Regions from separate parts of the Homo sapiens genome. Here all the other regions are linked to region 1. Evidence: chromatin contacts called from ENCODE Hi-C or POLR2A ChIA-PET data. All regions are on one chromosome and are shown on one strand. The core of a region is the stretch at or near the end of the contact, and the rest is flanking DNA. Distances in the headings are between cores, read along the strand shown.

Region 1 (4,186 bases), core at 1,109-3,608:
AATTAGTGGTAAATACATAACAAAAACTAAGCAAACAACTCGAAACAAGACAACTATTTGCTCTGAGGATCGCAGCAGAAATCCCTATATAAGAAAAAAAAATCCTAGTTCACTTATGAGGCTTAGTTATAAATAAAGCCCTATCCTTTTAATAGGGTAAGTAGGAAATATTGATTTAACTCAAATCGGTGATATCTGATTTTGTAGCTATATAAAGAGAATGGCGGTTATGGGATATGCAGATGAGTGTATCTATTATTTGTGTGATGTGGTAGTTTGCAAAAATGGCCACAATTCTTCTCTTCTCCCTGTATTGTTTGCAGTGTGACTTTATAGAATCTCCTCCCAAGAGGCAGAGTCTGTTTCTCCTCCTGTCAAATGGGACTGGCCTTGGGAGTGAATGTAGTGGATGTACCAGGAAGCCAGTTTGGAGCTTGGCCTTCAAGCAGCTTTCCATACTTCCTCTCAGACTGTTGCAGACCCACCATCCTCTATGTGAACAAGCTGGCCTGGCCTGCAAGAGGATAAAAGAGCACGAGGAGTGTGGGAGAGCCATCCCAGCTGAGGCCACTTAAGTCAGCCAGCCCCAGCCAACCCAGTAAGGGACCACAGCTGCACAAATGAGCTTAGCCAAGACTAGAAGGATGGGCCAGCTCAGCCAAGTTAAAATTGCTGATCCACAGAGTTTTGAGTAAATAAATGGTTGCTTTCAGCCAGTAAATTTTGGGGTGGTTTGTTACACAGCAAAAACTAATTGATGCTGTGTGCATATGTGTGTGTGTGTGTAGAAAAGGTGATAATGCAATAAAGCCAAGTTTTTGTGTTTTGCAATGGAAAATCAATACTTTTTTTTTTTTTTTTTGAGACAGAGTGTCATTCTGTTGCCCAGGCTGAATGCAATGGCGCCATCTTAGCTCACTGCAACCTCCGCCTCCCGGGTTCAAGCAATTCTCCTGCCTCAGCCTCCCGAGTAGCTAGGATTACAGGCACACGGCTAATTTGTGTATTTTTAGTAGAGACAGAGTTTCACCATGTTGGTCAGGCTGGTCTCAAACTCCTGACATCAGGTGATCCACCCGCCTTGGCCTCCCAAAGTGGTGGAATTACAGTCGTGAGCCACCACGCCCGGCCTAATGTATCTATTTATATCTAAAAAATGATGCCACACAGTAGTCGCATGTTAGTTAGACACATGGAAACAAAAACAGTGATGAGATTTTTAAGTGGATAATCCAAGGAGTAGAAACGAAGGGTCAGGAGGGATTGCAGCGGTGGGCTGTAATTTTTCATTATAGGGCTTGTAGAATTGTTTGATTTTTAAAAATTATGTACACATTTCATTTTGATAAAATAGCAAATTAAGTGGAAACCAAAAAAATAAATAAATGAACTTTCAAGTGACTGGTAGGCAGCTGGTGCACAGCATCTGCCACCACCAGCAATAGTCATGTGTTCGACACATGCCCTGGTGGCAAGAGGAATTTCCAGCTGAGACATTGCCATAACCAACTCAGTTTTCCCTTTTGATTAGTATTCATCCTTCATGCCTGCATGCTTGTGGTTAGCACACAAACTGAAAAAAAAAGTGCATGGAAAAGTTGGATCCAGAGTCTCAGACACTGCAGGTGTTCTCCGAGTTGTTAGTCTCCATTCTAATACAGTCCAATAAGGACCACAAACATCAAACATAATGGAGAACTGCCTGCAACCAAAGCCAGGGCATGGAAAAATTGCTCATTAAAAATTATTCTGCGGTTACAGTTTTGAACTGGCATGGATAAAAAGTGGAGCAGAGGCCGGGTGCAGTGGCTCATGCCTGTAATCCCAGCACTTTGGGAGGCCGAGGCAGGCGGATCACAAGGTCAAGAGATCGAGACCACCCTGGCCCACATGCTGAAACCCCATCTCTACAAAAAATATAAAAATTAGCTGGGCGTGGTGGTGCGCCTGTAATCCCAGCTACTCAGGAGGCTGAGGCAGGAGAATCGCTTGAACCCGGGAGGCAGAGGTTGCAGTGAGACAAGATCGCGCCACTGCACTCCAGCCTGGTGACAAAGTGAGACTCTGTCTCAAAAAAAAAAGTGGAGCAGATGGTCATATTCAACATGGTGAAAGGCTCTGTGAAAGCAAAACAGAAACCATACACCCGCAATGGCCACCAAAACGGCTGCTGACATACGATCACTCTTTTCTTGATGCTGCTCTCTGTGCTTTAAATGTATTTTCTCTTTGAAATGATCACTTTCAAGTGTGTTTATTAAATTCTGTCTCCCATGTTAGGTTGACAGGAAGTATGTAGTATTTGGGAAAAGGCACAGGAGGCAAAAATAAGATACTAGATATCAAGGGATGTGTTGGATTACTCAGGACAGGCTAGGATATGCCACAATAAAGAAAAACCCCAAACCTCTGTGACTTAACGTTTCCCACCGCATATGCAAAGTGGGTCTGCAGAGGGCCTCTGATGATCTAAGTACCTCAAAGTTCTAGAGTGGTGCATATTGCCATGATCAGTTCCTCTCAAAGCTGACTCAAAGCGATGTGTCTCACTTCTGCTCATATTTCATTAGTCAAAGCCATTCATGTGGTCATGTCTAAATTTAAAAAGGTGAAAGAAGGCAATGTTATCCAGAAAGAGAGCTGGAATACTTGTGAACTCTTCCAACTCAATCCAGTATTCCCTCTGCTCTAAAACATAGCTATATAGCACATAGAATATAAATTAGTTACGTTTATTTTTATCCAAAGTATACTTTTCCTAGATATGTCTTACTCCAGAAAATTATTATCCTTTAAAGGCAGATGATGAATCTGGCTAGAGGAGGAGGGCCTGGAAGGTTATATGAGGTACTAACGTTATGTAAAGTGATGTGGTTTCCTTTTTCTCTTCCTGTGGTTGAATGATGTAGCACACTATTTGCAGACCAATCCTGGTCTTCCTTAAGTGGTTTCTATAACAAGATAATTTTCTTTCACCAATCACTAACCAATTTATTTTCACTTCCAAGTGGAGCCTTATTTGTGCCTCAATTTTAGAGATTGTGAGTTTAAAAGAACACCACCTTCTGCCTGTTTAAGAAATAACCCAAGGTGCCCTGGAAATAAAAATGCAAATGCACGAATGGGAAAGCTTTATTTAGCTAAATCTCAAAGCAACAGTTGTGCTTTGAGAAGAAGTTAAGGGAAGAGGAGTGGCAGGACTGGACATTCAAAGAAGGATAATTTTCAGAATGAGATAGTGTGGAGTGGAGGAGGAATAGAGATTTCCATCCCTGGGCACGAAATAAGGAAACGTATTTTTCTGCAGTTATTTGTGAAGAACTTCAGTGATAAGCACTGTGCTTCTCCTTAAATAAAGACTGAAACAGAGAAGTAGCAGTTCCAAATACTTAGCCAAAGTTCCCAAAACCTTTGATCCAACAATTCTAAATACTTAGTGCATCAAATCCAACTACAGTCACAACTCTGTGCTAAAACTCAAGCAACAAGAAAGCTGAAATAATCAGAACTCTTTATTACCTTGGAATAAGAAAAAGCACATGGCAAATAAACCAGTTGAAATCGGGCACACCTTCAAAAGAAAAGCAATTCCCAGGGTGTTACAGGGTCAGGACCGCCTTTAGCCAATTTCTCAACTTTTTTAAAACACATGTTATGCTCAGGCAGAAATAAACTTCATTGAAATGAATTACTGTCTTAACTTTGTTCAGTTTGAACTTCAACATCTTTATGATGGAAGGTACCAACTAATCTGAATGGTAACTACAAGGCCCTTAACATAGGACTTAATGAGATTTGTTGTGTATATTTGTGGTGACTCCTCAAACTCAGGAGTGTGTGCCACAAGGTATAAGCCACTGATTAATTGTCTGAGAGCACCTCAGTTCTTCCTCACTGACATGCTGGTGACACATCACTGTCAGAGTCCGAAAAAGTGGCCTGAGCTGGTCTGCTCCGAATTCTCTTCTCTTCTTCCATGTTCTTTGTTTCATGCGCCATGCCTGGGATGCGTCTGGCCCCAGGTCCTTTATGTTGCAGATAGCAATGTATTGATTATAGATTACTAGATTATATATATTCCTTTACAGAGATATAGATGTGTAGATTATTTACTTATTCACATTAAGGTCTTTTGAAATTGTATTAATCAATTTCTGCAGACCACGGTTTCTCAACATTGGTACTA
Region 2 (4,186 bases), core at 778-3,277, 620 kb after region 1:
GTTATTATAGTCATGGTTCAGAAATACAGGTTCTTCCCCCTATTTTTATACTTCCTGCATAGATGGGTTTCCTTTAGATGTGGATATTTCTCTTAAATGCATACTCTTGTCTCAAAATGGTGAAGGATACCAGTGTAGTAGTTTCTTCTTCTACTTCTGACAGTTACTGGGAAACTTGTGTCTTTCAATAAAATGCTTTCTAGAAGAAGGCAAGGTGGCTAGAAAATGTTAAGGCAGCTCAGGGACCAGTGGGAGAAAATAGATGTTAAAGGTAAAAAGTGACTTGTGATTAGTTCAGTTACGGAGTCCAAAAATCCAACCAGGTTTGTAGGTAACCAGTTACGTTTCAAATGTGATCTTAAGCCCACCCCGAGTGAGTGAACCTCAACATGAGAGTAGAAGACTCTGGAAGGGAAGATGTGAGAAGATAAAATACTGTTTTCAGAGCCCTAGGTTTTTGTTTGTTTGTTTGTTTGTTTGTTTGACATTTTTATGAGTGGAGGAATAGGACTACCTCTGGAACCTAAAATTGGGCTGAAATCCAGGTCCAGTTCTAGGTGATTGCTCAGGGTCCCTTCCCATTCCTTCCTCCATCTGCTCCTGCCCACTTGAGTGAAGGAGGTGAATAATAAAAGAGGAAAGAATGTGGATGAAAAGGAGAAGATGCAGAGAATGAAGATTCTCTGTCCTTTGTAAACCTTTTGTCCTAATCACCAAAAGTATTGTGGCATGTGTAAGTCTGAGAAAATATTTAGGTGAATCCCTTGAAATTGTCAGTATTTCAAGGGTTAAAAAAAGACAGTTTCACATAGTTCAAATGAAAGCAACAATTAGGTTTTTGCTAGAACTTCTCTGGGTCCACCAATGGGATGTATGGAGTGGTTTTAAAAAACCACACAAGGCTGGGCGCGGTGGCTCACGCCTGTAATCCCAGCACTTTAGGAGGCTGAGGCAGGCAGATCACCTGAGGTCAGGAGTTTGAGACCAGCCTGGCCAATGTGGGGAAACCCTGTCCCTACTAAAAATACAAAAATTAGCTGGGTGTGGTGGCACACACCTGTGATCCCAGCTACTCGGGAGGTTAAGGCGGGAGAATCGCTTGAACCCAGGAGGTGGACTTTGCAGTGAGCTGAGATGGTGCCACTGCCCTCCAGCCTGGGCAACAGAGTGAGGCTCTGTCTCAAAAATGAATAAATAAATAAAAATTTTAAAAACCACACAAGTTTTGGCATCCAACTGGATTTTTTTCCTTTTGCATATGCTTTTCTAACATATGCAGATATTTTCTTTGATTTTTCTTATAATCAGGCTTTCTTACTTTTTCTAAAATTGTAGTTATTGCCTCGAATCTCATAGCAGAGGAGTAGAGGCAACAAAAAGGAGAGCCAAGTGTGGGAGCAATTGAAGACCGTGGAGTTTTTTCAGATCATTCGCCTGGGAACTTGCATGGCAGTTGTGGGGTTCCAAAGATCCAAAATCAGGTGTTGTAACTTAGCTGACTTGAATATTTACTTTGAAAATAAGAAATGAATGTTAAAAAGTTGAAAAGTTATACACATGGGCACAATTTATTGAAACCTTTTCTTAGGGTAGATTGAACCTTGTTGAAAGTTGTGAAATTTGCTCAAATAGTCATTTTTTCTCTTTTTTTCTAGGTCTGAATGATTTCATGAATATTGTGGTAGTTTGGGCAAAGAACAAATTTGCTTAGTCAAGAAACATTAAAAGCCTCTACGAAGGCCTAGAGGTGGTGAAATCAGTGGTCCTCTGGTGGGCATGGTGTGTGTGTGTGTGCGCGCACACGCGTGTGACTCATCTGGGGTTGGCTCAGAGTGAAAGAGACAGATGCTTCCTTCGCCTGCTTGTTTCCTGGTTTTCAAAGCCCCTATTTCATTGTTGTTTTATTTTAAGGTTCGATGCCTTCTCCATCCGTCAGTGAGGGTGTGGAGAGCCTGCAGGCGTGTGCCTCCCTCTGTAACTTGCTATTCCTTGTGTAATGTCAAGTGGAAGTGTGAAGCACCACAAACTGCTCTGAGCAGAGCCCACTTCCCTTCACCCACGGAGAGCGTGAAGCAGTTACACCAACATCAATCAAGGAAAACCCACAGGCTGAGCTCACACGGTTGAAGCAGGTGCGTGAGCGAGCGTTCTGTGACAGGCACACGTGATTGAGGTGTACCTCGGCGTCTTGCCCACAGATGTCGGTTGCGATGACTGTGTGGGGCTGTGCCCATTCCCTGCAGAGCCGAGCCTGTCATGCTTGTGGGACACAGTGGGTGCAGCTCTTGGCAGCTCAGTGGGGTGAGCAGGTCAGGTAGTTCTGAAGTAGGCTTCTTTGCTGTTTACTCACTTGTTTAATGGTGAGGAGAAGAATCCAGGAGAAATAGTGTTTTATTTTCTTTCAGTGGTGTTTTGCAGTGAGAACACCCCTGGGATTACTCCTTTAAAACAGTAAACAAGAGGCCGGGTGTGGTGGCTCAGGTCTATAATACCAGCTCTTTGAGAGGCCGAAGCAGGAAGATTGTTTGAGCCCAGGAGTTCAAGATCAGCCTGGGCAACATCTCTAAAAGACACCATCTCTAAAAGAATTTTTTATTTTTTAATTTGCCTTGTGTGGTGGTGTCCCCTTGTTCTCCCAGCTACTTGGAGGCAGAGGTGGAAGGATCCCTTAAGCCTGGGAGGTCGAAACTGCAGTGAGCCATGGTTGCGCCACTGCACTCCAGCCTGGGCAACAGAGCGAGACCCTGTCTCAGAAATAAATAAATAAATGAAATAAAATAGTAAACAAGAAAACATTAGTATTAATTGATTTGCTAAGCCTAAGGGGGAAAATGTAAGGTCTTGAATCTCTGTATGTATGCATATGTGTGTATACATATCTATCAATATCTATCAAATGTGTATGTATGGAGTGGTTTTAAAAAACCACACAAGGCTGGGCGTGGTGGCTCACGCCTGTAATCCCAGCACTTTAGGAGGCTGAGGCAGGCGGATCACCTGAGGTCAGGAGTTTGAGACCAGCCTGGCCAATGTGGGGAAACTCTGTCCCTACTAAAAATACAAAAATTAGCTGGGTGTGGTGGCACACGCCTGTAATCCCAGCTACTCGGGAGGCTAAGGCAGGAGAATCGCTTGAACCCAGGAGGTGGAGTTTGCATATGTAGAGTAGACGTTTGTGTACACACATATATGTATATGTAAATATGTGTGTGCATGCATCAACACAGGCACCAATTTAAAGCAAAACTCAAGTGGGCCATGAGATAAAGAGAGAATGTCAATATCTAGACATTTAAAAATATCTGCTGACAAGGTGAAGGGGCTAGTAAAAAAATGCATATCTCATCCTAAGTCGAACCATCTTGATATGTATTGAGCTTTAGAAAATTTTCACAAAAGTTTTGAGCAATCTTAATTTTAAAAATACAGAGGCAGTTAATACTAAGACTTCAATATATATTGTGCTTTGTAAAAAGTGGCCAGTCTCTCAAGGCTGCTAATACCTGCTATTGGTTATGAGTATCTACTTTGAGCTGACACTTCAAAATGTTATACATATTATTTGCATTTACATATGTGAAACAATCACCCTTTCTTTAAGCAATGTAAAGTAAAACAAGACATATTTTTAAACTACTAAACTGACTCAGTTGGAGAATAATGATAAAAACCAGTATTACTATGGGTAAGGAAAAAAACCTGCCATTTTGGGGGAAATTTTTTGTATACTCTCTAAAGGTGATTTCACGATATGTAAAATCAAAAGCCACAAAATATTCTTACAGTTTCAGCAGTTCAGCTTCTAGGCAAATTTTTTCTCAGACTGTGATCAAATGTGTAAAAAATTTAGCTATAAGAATGCTTGATCGCAAACTTATTTATTTTTGATACATTTTGCTAGAAATGTCTAAATAATATTACAGTGGTCAAATAAATTATAGTAGAAATATGCAATAAAATACCAAGTGAGGCATTAAGCAGTGGTGTAGATTTCTCTAAGACCCTGTTTTTTTAAAAAACTAACAAATCAGTGTTTCATGCATTCAGTATGTGCAGATATATTATAAGCAGTTTGTGAGATTTATATAAATCTAAAAGTTGTTACAGCTGTGTGATTAGAGAATAATTAAATGGCTTTATTTTGCCTGTTGTTATAATTTTCTAATATTCAAGTGTATTACCTGCA
Region 3 (4,186 bases), core at 666-3,165, 590 kb after region 1:
CTGGGTGTTTTGTCTGAGTACATGTGAATGTCAGAGTTATTTTCCCTGCCTTGTCACTGGAATCTGCAGCCAGCCTCCCTGATTGTGAATGCATCCATGCTGTACAGCTGGCGTCTGTTTCCTATTTCTATAGCCGTGAGTCTCTCAGGGCTTTTGTAGAGAGTACGGGTGTTTTATTACATTGCATGTCTTATATGTATGAGAAACTTAAAGGGCTTTGAGGATTTTCTTTTTCGGTATCTAATCTTCTAACAGCTCTCTGAGGTAGGTAGCAGGAAGTGTTATCTCCATTTTGCAGACGTTATAACAGAGGCATAGCACAACTTGATGTAGGCCCCACAGCAAATCAAGGGCTGAGTGGAAAAGGTCTCCCTAGTCTTTCAACCTCCACTTCAATGCACTAGTTGCCAGACAAGTTAATTTTAATTTTTAAAACCTCCATCCATTTTGGTTTTGCATGAAATGTTATTGTCAGCATTCAGGTGGTAGCAGTGCTCCAGTTCTAGTACTACCTTTCCCATCTTCTGCATCCTTCTAGAATCCCTTCTTGCTTGTCACGGTCACACACACTCATAAGTGTGTCTCTCTTTTTATGTGTGTATGTATATATGTAAATAAAGAAAATAAAAATATATACTCTTTCTTTAAAAAGAGTTTCTGTACAACATTAGGTTCTGCAGAGGGGTTGTTTGGTCTGGGGACTATATGCAAATATGAGATTTCTGTATTAGCAGCATATCTGATACTTTCCAACTAGTTTTTTTTTTTTCTTGTCAATCAAACATACTATGTAGATATTAGCTGTAGGCAAGGAAAGATTTAAAAATATAACCGACATGGGCAATATAGTGAGACTCTGTCTCTACAAAAAAAATTAAAAAAATTAGCAGGGTGTGGTGGCACATGCCTGTGGTCTCAGCTACTTGGGAGGCTGATGTGGGAGGATTGCTTAAGCCTGGGAGTTGGAGGCTGCAGTGAGCTGTGATCTCACCACTGCACTCCAGCCTGGGCAACAGAACAAGACCCTGTCTCAAAATAAATTAAAAACATATATATATAACCTATGACAATGGGAAACATAAGAAGTACTATAAAACTGGATATCAGATACTATTAATAAGTGAAATAAATGTTTTTACTCAGGTAATTCCTCTATGTGACTTATGGTATCCTCAAAGTGAGCTCATACTGTAACTTTCACATAACTTTCCGTCAAATGTGAAGATTTTTTTCTTCTCTCAGGGGACAGTTAATGCCTTTTGGTAAATGTAAAACTGTACTGCGAATGTCAGTTCCTGATCAGATTTGCCTGAGTCTCTAAAGGGAACATGACAAGGGGCTTTGTGCCTGCTGTGTAGGGTGTGTGGTAAGGCGTCTTTCTTCCTTGTGGCTGAATTTGGAATGCCCCGCTCTTTCAGTAAGTGCCATTAATTACACTATTGCTCCTAGAGCACTGAACTGCTCAGCAGGGAATTTCTCCCCACTTTCTGGAGTCTCTGGGGCAGTTTCCATTCATTGCTGTGGGTGGTGGTGAGGCACAGGCTCTGCACCAGCCGCCTGGCTGGAATCCGCCTGGAGACCTCTTTGTGATTTCCCTGAGCTGGGAGAGGGGATTTGGAGCACCTGGTGGGGGGATGCAGCTTGCCACCCTCGTCTTCGTCAGCCTCTCCCCTCCACCCCCTGCACTTGGGAGCACCACCCGGCAGCAGTGTTTTTGTGCCTTGAAACCTTTTGGAGCCGCTGGAATGGAGGCCACCCAGAGCTTCTGTGAGCAGCTGTAGCTGCAGATCTCCTATTGGCCAGAGCAGAGAATGTTCTTACTTATCTCCATTGAGCATGGGTGGCCGTGATCCCTCAGGATAATGCAATTTCTCACTGTCTGGAGGTGGAAGCTATTGTCCTGCTCTCCAGCTTGTTGTTTGAAGTCTTTTTGTAAGGCTTCCGGCTTCTGCTGACTCACAGACACACACAGAAAAACTCCCTTACTGGCTTGCTCCCTCCCAAGGCTTTTGAAATGGCTAAGGAGATAACAAACCTCCCCCCTGCAAGGGGGTAATAGCTTAAATAGTAAGTAGAAAGAACTGTTTTGTACATGTCCACAAAGTCTGAGAAACTTCATCTTCCTCTTTCACTGCTCACTCCGTTTCCTTCCTTGTCCCTTACTCCCCTCTTCAAAAGTTTTGGGCTGAGCCACAGGCCTAAATGTGGTTTGCATATGATTTTTACAGAGGCACAATTCACATCTGGGGACTTTTTCAGATTAACAAGTTGAAGGATGCCATCTTTGTTTCCCCTATGGAAAATTGCCATTTCTAATGAACATTTTATGAAGAAGCCTTCTTCACTTACCTCTCCCACTTGTGATAAACTGTAATTAAAATGTATGAAGAACTTGATTCATGGTGTATGCACCTGGGCTCTTTGTGGAGTCTCTCTTAGCAATATGCCGTGAGAACAGACTGGCAGTTGATGGATTTCTAAAGCAGAAAATCAAGCTTATTCACAATAGAAGCTTATAGTTTTAAAAACCACATGGATAAGAGGACTGTAGTTTTGCAAGATTTGGCAATCATCGATGAACCCAGTAGCCACAGTGACCGAGACTGAAAATGTAGAAGGCTAGCTTTCCTTCTTAATTACTTTTAAACTACGTTAGCAAATTCTCAGGGTCAGTGTGATAGTGATAGTTTCAATGCTTGATTATAGTGATTTTTTTTCGCATAATAATTTTCTTATGTTCCCGTAGCGTAACATAGGTCTTTTTATTAATTAAGGAGAAAGAGAAAGATTGTGTAGAAAGCATTCTTATGTGGTAGCATGTGTGAACTTCTTATAATTAGCAACATGTCCTCATTGCGTACTTAGAAAAATCCAGTGATATAAATCCTCTATTTTGTGCAGTCACTATTTACCCAACTAAATCATTTAACTGATAACATTCACACCTTTCTCCATGATATTTTAGAATAATATCAATGTACAAAAATAATCTCTGTCCTTTCATTGTCATCAGTTTATGAAAATACTGCCAAAGAGTTGGAAAACAAAGTTTTCTCATGTTTTACAACACAGCTCCCCTGGGCCACTGGGCCTAATTTGTTCTTACTAATTTTCAAAAGAGACTCCATCCTTTAGCTCCCCAGAAATATACAGGCTGTCCTAAAGAAGCCGCAGCCTGATACAGAAACTCTGCCAACTTCTAGGAAATGGAAGGTTCTGGAAAGTAGATCATTTTTCCCTCTGGTAGGAACAATATAAGTTTTAGACGTGGGTGGGGGGGTGTTGTGTTTGTGTTAGACATATATGTATACAGCTGCTAGTGCAAAAATCACAAACCTTTCAGTTTCCCTAAGGCTTGTCTGCAGCCCTTGTGCCTTGAATGCAGATTGTAATAAATAGAGGCAGTCTCTGGCTGGAAATGCCGGACATCTCTGTTTGAGTTAGAGCTCTTGTTCCAGGCGTCAGGGGATTAAGACAGAGGGTTGTTTTCTAGCTTGCCCTAGAGCCCCTGGGCCTTTGCGGATTGGCGTAGTTGCCTTTCTGTGTGTGCAGAATCTTGCCTCCAGCCTCCCACAGTGTGGGGAGAGAGAATAGGGAGAAGTGAGGGAAGGGAGGTAAATTATTCAACTTCTGCAAAATGTCAGGCACTGTGCTGGGTACTGTACATATATTTCACTGAAAAGTAAGTCTTTTATAAATATGGCAATGTAGAGCTTCAGAGATGGGATTTTGGAGCCAGACCGCCGAAATCAATGATTTTGCCAGGATTCAAATGATAACTTGGCCACTTTCGAGGTATAGGACTACTTGGTGCCTCAGTTTCTCCATTTGTAAAGTGGGGATAATATCAGAACTAACCTCAATTGTTTGTTGTTGGGATTAAATTGTAAAGTACTTAGAAGCGTGCCTGGCATGCAGTGATAGATAAGTGTTACATGAAAGGAATGGAAAACAGAAGTTAATCCACTTGCCCAGTTCAACTAGCAAGTAGCTGGGGCAGGATTTGAATCTGGGTCTGTTGGCTTAAAAGAGATGATTTTTGCCTGGGGAACATGGTGAAACCTCATCTCTACAAAAAATACAAACATTATCCAGGCATAGTGATGCCCCCCTGTAGTTCCAGCAACTTGGGAGGCTGAGGTGGGAGGATGGCTTGAGGCTGGGAGGTGGAGCTTGCAGTGAGCTG
Region 4 (4,186 bases), core at 1,227-3,726, 560 kb before region 1:
GCCGGCGCGGTGGCTCACGCCTGTAATCCCAGCACTTTGGGAGGCCGAGGCGGGTGGATCATGAGGTCAGGAGATCGAGACCATCCTGTCTAACAAGGTGAAACCCCGTCTCTACTAAAAATACAAAAAATTAGCCGGGCGCGGTGGCAGGCGCCTGTAGTCCCAGCTACTCGGGAGGCTGAGGCAGGAGAATGGCGTGAACCCGGGAAGCGGAGCTTGCAGTGAGCCGAGATTGCGCCACTGCAGTCCGCAGTCCGGCCTGGGCGACAGAGCGAGACTCCGTCTCAAAAAAAAAAAAAAAAAAAAAAAAAAGTCTAGCCCTTTTGATAAGTAGGTGGCAAGACATGCTTCCAAGTAAGCACTGAGCATTTGAAGAGATGGTTACATATGACTTGATCATTCTGTATCTTTGTAGACCTTTGAATTGATAAAAGAAAAAAAATAGTGCTTCCCACTCTTATAAAATGTTTCAGTATGTACAGTTATAATATTTCATGTTCACCATTGTCTCTGAGATGTGGGGAGGGGGGTTGGAAGATTGATTCCAGGAGAGGGCAGCAGCGCTGTAAGCATTTAATTTGGGTATATCCTTTCTCTGTTCCCTTGGCTTTTAAAAATTAAGTAATAATGTGTTCTCTGTCTCTATTACCTTCACTAATGAAAAAAAATAGGGTCTGTAAAGCTATTTAATAATCTTACAATTTATTAATTTATTAGTTTCACATTACTAAACATGGCAATTGTGGAAAATACAAAGCTACTGAAAATTATCCTCATATATAATAGATCTATTTGAAACATTTTGGTATGATTTAGACCCAGTTTTGTCCTGACTCTGTGTGTGATTTGTATAATAAGAAATTGAAAAAAAGGCTTACTAGCTTAAATAGCTTTAAAAATATAAACTGTGGGAACATAGGACTAATTGGGCTTGTTGAAAGAATTTTTAACAGATAAACATTAATTTTTATTAAGCACAGACCGAATTGAAAAAGGCTAAACTTACATGTTAAAATAATTTGGCAATCTAACTGCAGATTCAAAATTTCTGAAAATGTAAATAAATTAAAATGTAGGCAGTGTTTTACCATCTGTAATGAATTAGCATTCCATTTTTACCAGCTGCTGCTGGGGTTTTTGAAGCTGACTCAGGATCTGAGCACCCTGGTGGGTTTCTGCTGATAAATATAAGAACCTGTAGTTTAAAACTGGCAGAGCTGGACTGGGGATTAGAAAAGTCACTGCAACTTTAAGCAGCAGATTCTTTCACTTGGGGCAGGATGTAAGGGTGTACTTTCTCTAAAGATGCCGTCAGTACAAATGCGGAGGATAGATTACTACTGCTTGCTGCTAACATGACAGGACATTCAGGGTGCCACTACTGTTGAGTGTGGAGTCAGCCTTGGAGGAAAAAATCCCCAAAACCTTCTTTGGCAATTGTCTCTTATGTAGTGGACATATTTTAGGCAAAATGACAGCATTTGTGCATTGATGGGATTAATGCTTCATTCTAAGGATTAAATTCGTTAATATTTTTTCTTTGTGTACTTTTTTATTCCTAAAACTTTTATTTTGAGCATGCAGGAGACAGGGATTTCTTGGAAAGAATATGAATTTTGAAGTCAGGCAGACCTAGATATGAATGCAAATTCTGTTGCTTCTTAGCCACTTGTAACAGGCAGGCGTAGAATTCAGTGTGTAATCATTAAACATTTTGTTTTCTTTCCTCACATTGGTGAGGATAGTTTTCTTTTGAGTATTTGCTTTAGTGCCTTTAATTAATGAAAAACAACTAGTTAAAAGGTTGGCTAATTCCTTTATGATATACACACACACACGTACACACAGAGCTACCTATCTCCTCTCTTACTTTTTATTGTCAGTCTTTTTATTACAAATTAGTCTTCTACATATTATAAATTTAAATGCTAACTAGAACCAGCTAAAAAGTCAATACACTTGTTCAATCAACACTTTTATTTAACACATAGTATGTGCTGTGTATTGGAAGGTCTGGTGATGATGGTTCCAATTCTGGCCTTCTGAAGCTTATATTCTAAATGGAGGATGCTGTAGACTGCTGTGAATACGGTGGAATCAATAAGCATTTACATTGTGATGGGAAAGACTTTTGTGGTTAGGGAAGCATTCCTGCAGGCAGTGTTGTAAAATGTGGAGCACTTTACAAAAAATATGTTCATAATAGCAATTACGACTGAGGGATATGAAAACACCTCAACTGTTAAATAAGCATGGTGATTCTGACCTGGACAGATTTGTGAACGTCATCTACAAGTCTTTGCCATCTAATATCTGATGAGATTTAGGGATTTTTAGCCTAATATCTTGAAAGTATCCTTGGAGTTTTCAGATCCTCACTTTGTCCAAACTTGCTGTCCTGTTCCTGTTTTCACAGAAACTTCAGGTGTCCTCACAGGCTGACTAGGACCAAGGTATACCTATCTGACCATTATGCGGGCCAGTCTGAGGTCACTGCCCTGGGGCTGAGACCTGTGTCACTGATTTACTAGTGACTCACTGTGTATTACCGCAGCTGGCCCTTGACTCTGCTTCCTCAGCTGTAGTTCAGTATGAACTCAGAAAACTTGTTTGTGACCCGAAATTAGTTCTGTGTTCATTTCTTACTCTTACTCATGCACACATGACTCATGACTTAGTCCTTGTTTTAAACTTGTGCATTAGGGTAGCTCTGAATTATGTCCTCCTTCTCCTAGAAGCAGAACCTCTTATCCTGTTTTGACTTGGCCCTTGACTGCTTAAAATGTCTGTAGTTGGCTTTGTATGGTTATAATCCTAGCCCCTTAGGCTGGGAATTTTGGCCATCTGTGGTCTCTATTTCTAGCCTTAGCCCTAACCACCCCACTTCCTGCTGCTCCTGTCAAATGCACTTACTTATACTTTTCCGTATGTGTCTCAAGCTTTCCTACAAAGATGATGGGTCTTTGCTGACCCTATTTCTTTCGTTCAGGATGAGCTCAAAATTACCACATTAGTTTTGAAACTTGCTCTAATTTCTCCTACCAGGAGGAATTTCTTCCTTCTTGGCAATACTGTGGTATTTAATGGTATTTTACTGTTTTGCACTTTGTATTATACTTATTTGTGTTATGTCTTGTCGCCCCTACTAGACTGTAAGATGATTTTATCTGTATACCATTAAGTGTCTCATACATACAGATTCTCAGTAAAATTTTGCTGGTGGAATGGAGTGGAGACCCAGGCTTTAGATAGTAACTGGGAACAACAAGATCGAATTTCTTATCTGTTCGTACCTAATAAGCTCCTCTCTCCCCTCGCCCATAGGCTTTGCTTACCTGTCACAGAACCTACCCTGCCTTTTTTCCTACATGCGGTATTATTGTCCTGAACTCCTTCAAGTGTTAAGTAAATCAGTAAATCTTTAAAGCCAACCTTAGCGGCCAGGTGCAGTGGCTCACGCCTGTAATCCCAGCACTTTGAGGGGCGGAGGCCGGCGGATCACTTGAGATCAGGAGTTCAAGACCAGCCTGGCCAACATGGTGAAACCCCGTGTCTACCAAAAACATAAAAAATTAGCCGGGTGTGGTGATGCATGCCTGTAATCCCAGCTATTCAGGAGGCTGAGGCGCTTGAACTCGGGGAGTGGGCGGAGGTTGCAGTGAGCTGAGATCATGCCACTGCACTCCAGCCTGGGTGACAGAGCAAGACTCTGTCTCATAAATAAATAAATAGCTAACCATAGCAACTCTATCAGATTTTAAAGAAATATCCCCCTTCGGCAGGGCATGGTGGCTCACGCCTGTAATCCCAGCACTTTGCGAGGCCAACGTGGGCGGATCACCTGAGGTCAGGGGTTCAAGACCAGCCTGGCCAACATGGTGAAACCCTCTCTATACTAAAAATACAAAAATTAGTCAGGCATGGTGGCGGGCGCCTGTAATCCCAGCTACTCGGGAGGCTGAGGCAGGAGAATCACTTGAACCTGAGAGGCAGAGGTTGCAGTGAGCCGAGATCGCACCATTGCACTCCAGCCTGGGTGACAGAGCAAGATTCTATCTCATTAAAAAAAAAAGAAAAAAATAATAAATAAATAAAAGAAGTATTCCCCATTGGTGATTGTACCAAAAGGATATAGAAATACCTGCCTAGTCCCTAGGACTGATGTACAGGTGGACTCTTTGCATTT

What was found. Hi-C counts contacts between places; a loop is a spot of excess contacts on that map. ChIA-PET counts read pairs that join two places held with the same protein, here RNA polymerase II (POLR2A). Pooled maps may share reads with other maps.
Region 2: a pooled map shows a loop between it and region 1 (9-fold over the local background). The contact joins two enhancer-like sites. A Hi-C loop is called at or near these places in 7 of 37 single-sample maps with no recorded cell type and 10 of 50 pooled maps.
Region 3: a pooled map shows a loop between it and region 1 (8-fold over the local background). The contact joins two enhancer-like sites. A Hi-C loop is called at or near these places in 2 of 37 single-sample maps with no recorded cell type and 5 of 50 pooled maps.
Region 4: a map of GM12878 shows a loop between it and region 1 (7-fold over the local background). The contact joins two enhancer-like sites. A Hi-C loop is called at or near these places in 1 of 168 maps with a recorded cell type or tissue (GM12878), 37 of 37 single-sample maps with no recorded cell type and 13 of 50 pooled maps. POLR2A ChIA-PET finds 5 or more read pairs at or near these places in 1 of 52 experiments (activated CD4-positive, alpha-beta T cell).

What each region holds. Positions count from the first base shown.
Region 1 is chr6:21,436,258-21,440,443 of GRCh38, forward strand. No RefSeq gene overlaps it. Among named protein-coding and RNA genes, the nearest start is that of LINC00581, 74 kb to the right of the region's middle. Within about 2 kb of position 2,359, at least 4 of the 41 ENCODE cell types and tissues checked have a DNase peak (open chromatin) inside an H3K27ac peak, as active enhancers do; they include GM12878, where a contact is called at or near this core.
Region 2 is chr6:22,061,109-22,065,294 of GRCh38, forward strand. All of the region lies in intron 8 of CASC15 (cancer susceptibility 15), which reads left to right. Among named protein-coding and RNA genes, the nearest start is that of NBAT1, 84 kb to the right of the region's middle. Within about 2 kb of position 2,028, at least 3 of the 41 ENCODE cell types and tissues checked have a DNase peak (open chromatin) inside an H3K27ac peak, as active enhancers do.
Region 3 is chr6:22,023,941-22,028,126 of GRCh38, forward strand. The region is part of intron 7 of CASC15 (cancer susceptibility 15); the gene reads left to right. Among named protein-coding and RNA genes, the nearest start is that of NBAT1, 120 kb to the right of the region's middle. RefSeq lists enhancers at 2,001-2,170, 3,186-3,897. Within about 2 kb of position 1,916, at least 12 of the 41 ENCODE cell types and tissues checked have a DNase peak (open chromatin) inside an H3K27ac peak, as active enhancers do.
Region 4 is chr6:20,875,020-20,879,205 of GRCh38, forward strand. The region is part of intron 9 of CDKAL1 (CDKAL1 threonylcarbamoyladenosine tRNA methylthiotransferase); the gene reads left to right. Among named protein-coding and RNA genes, the nearest start is that of CDKAL1, 340 kb to the left of the region's middle. RefSeq lists enhancers at 2,062-3,261, 2,605-2,834. Within about 2 kb of position 2,477, at least 17 of the 41 ENCODE cell types and tissues checked have a DNase peak (open chromatin) inside an H3K27ac peak, as active enhancers do; they include GM12878, where a contact is called at or near this core.